Linked DNA regions of Mus musculus: region 2 is linked to region 1. Evidence: chromatin loops called from intact Hi-C (ENCODE). Cell type or tissue: left cerebral cortex. All regions are shown on one strand.

Region 1 (5,000 bases):
CATGAGGCACCACCACCCTGCTAAAATCTTGTCTTTCAATGTAAATTTTGTTTGAATGGTCAAGAGAATTTTATTTGGATAAATGCTTTCCCTCTGGGTTTTCTTCCTTTTAATTTGCTAGAACCACAAAAAGCAGCAAATGTAAATAATATAAAATATATTTAGAATGATAATAGAGAACAACTTCAGTTGAGCTCTTCAGGATGCAGAGTGTAATAAGTACTAAGGAATGACTCTCATAGTGGCAATTTATCTGTAGCCTTTAATGTTGCTACCGGGGCAAAGAACTAAAGATCATCCCAGTTTTATTTCTATTTTAATAGTGGTGCTAAATAAATATCCGAAATGCAGACTCACCCATTAAGGTACAAGCCATATATTTCCCATATCTGTGTCCATTAAGTTTATGCTGAACTGTCTCTCCTGCTTATGCCAATACTTGTACAAAGCCAGCACACCCTTGAAAGTCTATTTGTAAAAAATGCAGAACGAACTAAATTCTGTGTTGTACCATCAAAGCTGACTCTCCCAGCATCTGTCCTCGTCTTTCTCTTGCGTGTTGTTTAATTTAGATCCTCCCTCCTGACTTTTTGTCAGACCATTTCAGACTTCTCATAGGTCACAAATTCTGGCTCATGATTACAGTACACTTTCCTTGGCTTTTTCAATTCCTAAATCTCATGTTCAGTCCTTGGTAGAGATTTGCATTTCCCACCTTTTAGTTGTACAAGATAAAGACAAAGCCTAATTTAAGACAGTTTTGTTTGCTCCTTAGTTTGCTTTTTGGAGTTTCCCACTGATTGTTTTTCTGCTTGTCACCACCTGGCTTTATAACAAAATCCAAATGTACAGACGTGTTATTTATGTTAGCAATGAGCGTGGGAGTTGGTTTGTTTAGTGGAGGAAATAGAGAAGAAGTGGAGGAGACGAAGCGCTCCAGTCTGCTGTGTTTCAGTTAGGACAGGTTCCCTAAAAATTGAACATTTTACTCCTTAGCTGCTCAAAATCTAAAGTGCATCTTCTTTATGATGAGGGGTGACTTGATGAGGGTAGAACTTCCACGGACCTCTTCTGCAATTCTCAAAGCAAAGCCTGCAGAGACCAAAGAAGGGCCGAGGGTTCTGATGAAACTGACAGAAGGAGGCGTCATCTCTCCAGCTAAATTCCTAGGCACTTTGTGGATCATCTCCATATAGTGTGTGCTTCTGAAATTCTTCAAACAAGGGAAACAACTGGCAAGAAGTGAAAATGCCTCCGACCAAATTCATCAGTACACACAAAATAAGGTATGAGTGTACACAGTAGGAAGAGGGCTCTGATAATGACGTGTTTGTTGTTAAAAATATGGTTTTAAGGGCAGAGAATTAAATTCTAAGAATGACGTTAATAACTTAAATCTCTCCTGATTTTATAAAATAATATTTATGAATGCTTTTGCCAAAGAGGATTTTAAGCAGTGTGGAATGCAGCTTTGTGCACCTTTCTGGTGTTAAATTTACTCATTCCATACAACATTTGTGTGTGCGTGTGTGTGCATGTGTGTGTATGTGTGTTTCTATCTGTTTTATATTTATAATAATGACCAGCAGAGCAACTAAAACTTGTTCCTAGCTTGAGTTCCCATTTTAGGTTGGGGAATACAATATCTTGGTCCCAATTAACTTCATTACAGACAATATGGTAGTCAAAGCAGAATACTTACTGAGATAGAATTTTGAGCCTCAGAAATGGTTCTCAACCAGGGTTTCCTTTGTGCCCTTCCCCCACCCCACCCTCCCACCTCCACCTCTGTCAGTGTAGGAGCGTATGCACAACTTGTTCATGATGAAGTGCTCACCAGATCAGGTTATCTGATTCCTATCTTAGCTCCATCAACACTCTCCCATCCTAAGAACAGATCTATGATGTCAACCCTTATCCATCTGCTGTCCTTACCTCCTTCCTCTTCTCAGTCTCAAGCTGTGCCACACTAAACCATTAAGAGCCTGGGTGAAAACCATGTGGTTATATAAACACTCACTATTTCTGTCTTATGAAAACACTTCCTCGTGAGTTATTCAATATGCTTCTCACATCAGAGGATGTATGTCCTTCTTGGGATGGCACTGAAAATGTTCCTATTTAATCTACCCCCCCAGCCCCTGCCATGATAAATTGCTAAACTTTTCATATAGGGTGGCTGTAGATCCCCAGGAAATAGGAATTAAATTTCAACAAGGTGCAAAACTATTAAGCAAGGTAGAGGCAGCTGTAATGTGGTAGGGTAAACTGAGGGAAGTCTAGGAGGAAGTTGGGCTCCTGTTTCAGCCCTGTCACCCAGAGTTCCCCACCCTCATGGATCCACCATCTTCTCAATAGCAAAAGTCAGCTTCAGTGATCTCAACAGAGTTTTCTTAGTTGTAATGTTAGAGGAAACATTACTTGCAGTAGTCACAACATACTTGGTGTCCTGCTGCACTGGGTAGTCTGACCTATGCACCAAGAGTCCGTCTCCAAAATGCAAGAGCTGGGACAAAGCTCAGTGGTAGAGCACTTGCCTAGGTAGCACAGACTCAGCACTGGAAGCAATGCCTACCACTGCCAGGAAGACCAATGAGTTGAAAGGATGAATCAAGAGTCAGATCTGTCATCACCACACTAAAGCCACTGTAACTCAGAGATGGCAGAACTTGTTTCTACACAAAATTACTTACTACGCAATGTTCCAACTCTGAGAGTTGTTAAGGACTGGATTTTGAAAAGGAAGGCAAAGACAGGCTATGGGACTATTTATAAGAGGCAAACGCACAGTATATTATCATCTTACATGGTGCCATCCTTCAGGAAGACATGGGTACACGGTGCAAATCTCTTAGGAGAGGTGAAAGGGGAGAGCAGAGCCCACCCATGGCCACATTTAATCCATCCTGTAGTGGATTGCTCTGATGCTGCTTGTATTCTAATGCTAAATACTGGTTCCTCAAGATGCAGTTGCTCCTGAAGAGCAGATCCTCACATACTCAAATGATGCCATGTGAACCCTCTTCCCAATTTAGCTGGTCAACAAAAGGCTAGAGCCTGTGATTCAGCAGTAGAGGGAGAAAGGTGGAACTGGAGGTTGCAGAAAGAAAAAAGAGAAGAGGAGGAAGCCACCATGGACCCGAAGCCCCCATGGACCAGAACCACATGGCCAGGAGCTACAGCAAGTAACAAGGGTAATTGTAGCTGGGGAGTAGGTTAGTATAGCCCTAGATCTGCCCAACCTAATTTATAACCATATGGCTTATAAATAAAATATCTCAATGGCATGCTTTTTATACAGGCTTATTAGGATTAAAATTCTAACTACACATACTGCCAGGACCAATCCCTTGATGAAATCCTCAGATGGATTGACGGGTAGGACATGAGAGGGTTGGAGAAGAGAGGGGACTTGATTCTCACTTTCCCCATCTTCCAATTCCACTTTGGTCACATTTTCTACACTCCAATCCTTTACTCATGAACCCTCAAATCCTGAGCCCCCCCCCCCAGGAAGGGGAGCGAGGCCACAGAGATATCTGTTTATCAAGAGGAACCTCAGGACTTTGTGGTTTTCTATACCACAGAGAAGTGGATCCTAAGAGAAGCCCAGGTGATGGCAAGGATTTACTTCTTTCTCATCCAACACTTCACTCCCACAATGCTCTCCTTTCCACTCTTCATTACTTCCGTTTGGTTTGAGAAGGCCCTTGAATTGGCCCATCAGAATCCTCCTGATGGCTTAGATTTCAGAATAGCCTGCGGACACCACCCAGAGAGAAAGGCTGACTCTCACATGAGCTGAACAAAGGGTCAAGGAGTTGTGACCATAAGCTAATTTGGATTCTGAGTTTAGCTTTTCTGGGAGACACATCCAGGTCAGTGGTTCTGGGCTCTCCTCAGTTCCTTTACTCAGCAAGTATCTACTGGGCACTTACAATGTGCTGGGCTCTGTCTGGTGTGGATTACAACAGTGAGCAAAATATGTGTGTGGTCCCAATATTCATGGTGCTTAAAGTTTAATGGGAGTGACAGAGATTGACTTAAACCTCTCCTAGTAAATATATAATTGGAAACTGTGATAACTAATTATAAAAAAGTAAGATTCTGTAAGAATGTTCTAGAAGCAAGCCTTCTGCAGGACCTGAAATCAGGAAAGGCTTTCTGGAAGGTTCCTGACACTGAGCTCCGAAGACTGAGTAGAAAATGTCTCAGCAGAGGAGAGGTGGCAGGCAGAGGGAGAATGAAGAGGCAGGCAACTGTAACACCTTGAACTTTAAAGTCAAGTCTATAATTTTCTACTCTCTCTTATCCAAATGTCACTAATAGAATTATGTCTGAAAGCTGCCATTGTTGGTGAGAACACTGTGGTAAGGTCAGAGTTTGAAGATCCAGGTGAGCGTGGAGACAGAATTCTGTTCTCTTTTCTTTCCCCCTTTCTCTTTGAGATGGGCTCTCATGGGGCAGCCCAGGCTGACCTTGTATTGATGATCCCACTTCTCCAGACTGCTGTGTGCTGGGGTGACAGGCGAGCACCAGTATGGTAGAAGCATGATTCTGATCAGTGATCCTTGGGTTGCAGGTGCTATATCTTATCACACCTCTTTTTGTACTTTGTAGCTACAGAATCACTCGATGGAATACGGTTCTAAAACATTGTCTTGTGACGTGGGTTTCAAGAGTTACTGCATTTGTAATGTGAGTATTACTCCTATTTGTTTTAAAAAATATTTTTAACCTGGTTATTTCTAGAGAGCCTCAGAAAACTAAAATCTGCTTGCCTTTATCCAGGTCTGATTTACTAATAGGCCAATGATTACAGCAGACTATTCCCTTGAAAAAAAAACTCCAGGGAAGGGTGTGTGCATGTGCAAATGTGTGTCCACACATGTGTGCAGAGGCCAGAAACCAGCCTCAGTTATTATTTGTTAAAAGCACCCACCTGTCTATTTTAAACAGATTGTCTCACTGGTATCTAGAATTTGTCGACTGGGCTGGGC
Region 2 (5,000 bases), 75 kb before region 1:
TTTCTTGTCCCTTGGCTTTTGGTATCTCTGTCAAACACTTAGCTCGTCAGAAGGCAGCTTGCAGAATGATCAAGTCACTGTTCACCAAATGTGTTGATTTTGATTTTGAATGGGCAACAGTCATTCTTATCAACATTTCTCTCCACTCAGCCTCTCTATCTCCAGGTAGTTTCTTTTCTCCTATATGCTCGCTCACCCGAGGCTCCAGTGTAAAAACACCAATGATCACAATACCTACAACAACAACATCATCAATCACAGCTTCAGCAACCACAACATCTACAGCAAGAACCATGTCATCCGTCAACAACCTCAACACCTACAGCTACATCCACAATAGCATCAATAGCCACAACATCAGCCACCACGACAAGAATATCAACAACAACATCTATAGCAACCACACCATCAACAGCCACCTCTACCATCACCATAGCCACAGAAAAAGACCATAAGAGAGGCAAGAGTCTTCTCTCTGTGCCGAGAACAGGGTATACGAATCAGCATGACAAAACATACCATACAGCCCAGCCTAGCGTCTTACTCTGGCCTCACCATCAACCTTTGGAAAGAAAGCACACACATGTCCCCTTCACTCAATGTTCATCTTATACTGTTCCTTTGCCCAGATGACATTTGCCTATCATCTTCCTGTTTCCATCCTAAGGTTTCAAACTGACTCCTGGTGATGGTTAATCTCCTTTAATTCCCCAGTGTCACCATTTCTAAGGAGGGCTTCCTCCCAGGTAGAGGTCTTTGATCCTGTGGTGTCCCCTGGGGTTTTGGGGGTCATTTGTCAACATGCTGCTCTCAAGCACAGTTCATAAACATACCGATGAGCAGCATCCACATTGCCTTGGTTTTGCCTCCTAGGCTTCCACACCAGGCCACAATGATTAGATGCTGAGTAAATATCGATTTGAGTGTTTTGTGTGCTTCTCAGATTTCTGTTCTCAAAACTTAGGCATATTAAAGTCTTGCCAGCATCAGTGACAGAAGGGTTTGAGAAAATACTTTAAGAACTATAAAGTTCTGTGCAAAACTGAGATATGCTATGTAAAGGTTGTTATTAAACAAAACACTTAAGCATTGGGTGGAAGAGATTTCACTAGGGGCAGGCAGTGCTAACCATTTTCACAAACACAAAGAGTCCAATGCATGGGTATGCAACAACAACTTGTGCAAACTTTGAAATTGTCACCCTGTTTGTTGACATTGGTGGTTCTTTTTTTTTTTCCATGCCCCAGCTTTGGTACAGCATATTTCTTAACAAAGTTCTTACTATGGGGGTTTGGAGAAACTCTGCTCTTTTCTTCAGAGAAAGGGGAGCAGAGATACTTAGTGGACTGATCAATGGTAGCAGGTCTTACTGCCTTGGAAGTAACAGGTAACAAATTAACCTTCTAAAACCAAAACCTTCTAGAACCTCCCAAGTTATATTCAATCTGAATAGATAGCCAGAAAATTTTCTACCTCTTGAAAAAAAACAGTAATCAAACTGTCTAGTTACTGAAATTTAAGGAAGCATGGGAAAAACACTCAGATAAATCAGTGGCCAATAATTAGAAGCTTGCTACTGCACTAGCTCTACAGGGCTTTCTGTTCAATGGTGCTTAGAGTCCTATTCACATCTGGAGAACAATGATGTAGGAGGTGTTTCCTGACCTCTGAAACCTGGATCCTTTGACAGATGGGTGGAGGAATCAGGAAAACTACTCTTCTGTAAGGGAGACTATTCTGTAGATAAAGCACTACCATGTAGGCCAAGGGGAGAAAACTTCGGAAATAAGGAACTCCTCCCTTGTAATTCATTGTAAAATTGAATGAATTTCTTAGAAATGAAATAAAAACAAACTCTTCCTCCTCCCTACTATATTTTTGACAAAATGTTATTGAAAAATATGCATTGCTATGAGGATTTCATCTGTCATGAGATGTGGTCTCATTGTTTAGCCCATTGTGGGGAAAGTACAATGTACAATGTTGTCTCCAGCTCGGGTTTTGACTCAAGTGCTGTGTATTTGTATATTTAGGTACATATGGACTGAGCTAAAAATAACACAAATACAAAGAAATATAGTACACCCAAAACACCTGGATTTGAACAGTCAAATGAGTCGAAATCACAACTACATCATCCACGAGTTGATATTCTTCCAAGGAGAGCTGGGGTGTAATCCATAAGTGTGATTTTGTGACTGATAGCATTCAAGACTCTCAAGGGCTCCAGTTCCTCAAAAGCTCTCTGCACAGCCAGGGATACAGAGGTGAAGGACTGACAGGCATCACTGTGCAGAGGTGGGCTCTTCCCAATGGTCCTTAAATAAGAAATCCCCAGTGCAGTATGGTGGTGCATAACTGTAATCCCAGGGATCCTTGGAAGTCTGAGGCAGGAGGATCACAACTTTAAGATCAGTCTGAGTTACCTAGGGAGAATCTGTCTGAAGAAGACAAGACAAGACTAGACTAAGCTAAAATAAACTAATTTAGAATATGGGAAGAAATTAAGACCATTTCCTTAAACTGCCTTAAAGAAGTGATGGTGTAAGTAATGTCTCCTAATTCACACAGCTCTGTGCTAGTTTAGTCATGTGTAACATTTAAGAATGAAATAAGGGATCATGGTGGTGCATAACCATATGATGGAATCTTGAATTCCTCCCAGATCCTGAATCTGTCTTCACCAGGACAAAAGAGAGCCCCGGGAACCAGAAGGACAGCCACGTGCCTTGATGCTTCTCCAGGAGCCGCTCACGGTGCACGAGCCTCGTTCTTCACGGGGACGTTCTGTTCTGTGGGCTGAGGACGGATGTGTCATGTTCTTCAGCTGGCTTATCCTTGGCAAAGCCCAAAGATGCTGCCGATGTTTATTTTTCTGGGAGTTGAGTATGCTAAGTTAAATCTAACAGACTTGTTAGGCATCAGACCTTCAGCCAGAGTGTCCAACTGCTAACAATTAAAACATTTAGTTTGGAAGTAAGCCAAAAGGCTACTCAGTATTTCTATTTTAGAAATAATTAACATCAATATTTGGAGTCCAATAAGAAGTAGCTTCTGAAGAAATTATACTTCTATGGGGGGAATAATCTGGAATCAAATATTCAACATAAATTTTAAGTACAGAGCAAGGTCGTCTTTTTTTTTTTCATACCTGTCTTGAACAAAGGGACCAGGGCTGACATGGAGGTGGAGTTACAGGGATCCGGAAATGATGCTCGTATGCATAAATGAAAGTATACAACACGCTTATGTAAGCACACACATATAAGCACATACATGTGAACAAGAAACACATGAAGTAACATAATGCACACATGTCAGTATATACTCATATACATGCAGGCCAAACATGCGTGCACATAAGGGCACACATACTTGCTTTCATGTGAGAAGCTGCATGCTTGCATGTAAGTGAGAGACTAGAGTTAGACAAATTCACCTGGAGGCAGACAGCTAGGGAGAAGTGTTATGGCTAGGTAAAAAACTAAATCTCCAAGATGGGCAGCTTCGTCCTTCTGTGTTTTCCCTGCATACTTCATGGATTTGGTGGCCTGGTTTGTTTCCTGTCCTCATTGGCCCAGAGAGGACAATAACCAGCAGATGGTGTCTCACTAGCTACCATTGGTGGTGCTTACTTGGTACAATCCTGGGAAAGGCTTTCCCTGTAGCATCTTCCTGCTGGTGGCATCTTCCTACCAGCTTCTGTCTCCCACCAGCCCCCACTGATGGACTGGCCAGATCAGTACATTATCACACAACAGTTGTAGACCAATCAGCCTGTCTTTCTTCAAACTGACCAACTCTAAAGTAGGGGGGGAAGACTCTTCAGGAGCTTTAAAATCCCCAGCCCTCTGGAAGGGTCTAGATGTTTGCTTTGCCAAGTCCCCCTCTGCTGTGCAATCCTTTTCCCTGAATCTGCAGCATGTTTATCCTTGGCAAAGCCCAAAGCATCTTTCTTCATCCTCAATAAACACCTTCCTTCAGCAGCTGATTCTGCCTGTGTTGCTCAAGATTTCTCTGGTGCCACCTCTTGTGCGTCAATTCCAGCCTTTCAATTCTTTAGCTGACAGAGAAGACAAACCCAATGTCATATGCAATCACACTCACATGCACACACTCAGTTGCATACACATATACAAGCAAAGGTATCCATGCATCCATGCAAGCATACACACTTGCAAGAAAATGTGTACACACTTTCCTTCTTCCTTAAAATAATCAGGTACGGCCAGAACCGTGAAAGGCACAGTCGCCGGCATGTGGTAGATGTGAATTTCCTCTCACATCCATGTGTGCCCTGTTCGTGCACAACTCTGAACTGAAAATTTAGTACACCGTGAATAAAATCTACCTCAGAGCTCCAGTGTCTTGAGTGGATTTGTGGTTGGTGGATCAACTGCCATTGAGGAAGCTGGCACAGGCAGCCAAGCCAGCCAAAGCAGGTTGGGGACATTGTCCAACAGAGCCCTCTGATAGTCCTAATTAGCCCTTTGGCATGCAAGAACACTTTGATGTGTGATCTGGCCCTCATTCTTTAGTGACTTCCTGAACCATTACCATTCTCTTTATTCTTTGTCAATAGGAGTGGCAACAGACAGGTGGTAGCAAGGTGGGGGAGGGGTGGGCAGGTTTGAGCTGGTTTCTTTGTTCGGTTAGGAGGTTCTTTTTAGTCAGGGCTTGTGTTTCTTCATGTCTCCCTGTGCACTTCTTAGGTTTGGTGGCCTGGCTTGTTTCCTGTCCTCATAGGCCCAGAGAGGATGACACCCAGCAGCTGGTGTTCACTTGATATAATCCTGGGAAAGGCTTTCCCTGGAGCATCAAGCCAGCTGGCAGGATTCTGGCCCTAAGGAGAGTCACTAAATGTCAGAAAACACATGGGTTTGAGAAGCAGCTTTATGGCAGGGTTGGATCTAAGTGGCTCTGATTTCCTCTTTGCTCAAAGTCTCCAGAGAGGTGAGTTTAGCGGATGCTTTGAGTTGCCGTCTTGTTCTTGGTCCTCT

The links. Hi-C counts contacts between places; a loop is a spot of excess contacts. Peaks named below come from ENCODE experiments on the same cell type or tissue, not always from the same donor. Only the 100,000 strongest peaks of a DNase experiment are listed, where the experiment ranks them.
Region 2: it touches region 1 in a loop (2.5-fold over the local background); 2 of 42 quality-filtered maps call a loop at or near these places.

What each region holds. Positions count from the first base shown.
Region 1 is chr8:82,961,699-82,966,698 of GRCm38, reverse strand. All of the region lies in intron 1 of Rnf150 (ring finger protein 150), which reads right to left. Among named protein-coding and RNA genes, the nearest start is that of Rnf150, 100 kb to the right of the region's middle. In left cerebral cortex, no CTCF peak of the experiment used is centred here; DNase peaks (open chromatin) are centred at 938 and 1,983.
Region 2 is chr8:83,036,536-83,041,535 of GRCm38, reverse strand. All of the region lies in intron 5 of Rnf150 (ring finger protein 150), which reads right to left. Among named protein-coding and RNA genes, the nearest start is that of Tbc1d9, 130 kb to the left of the region's middle. In left cerebral cortex, no CTCF peak of the experiment used is centred here; a DNase peak (open chromatin) is centred at 2,767; H3K27ac peaks cover 467 bases.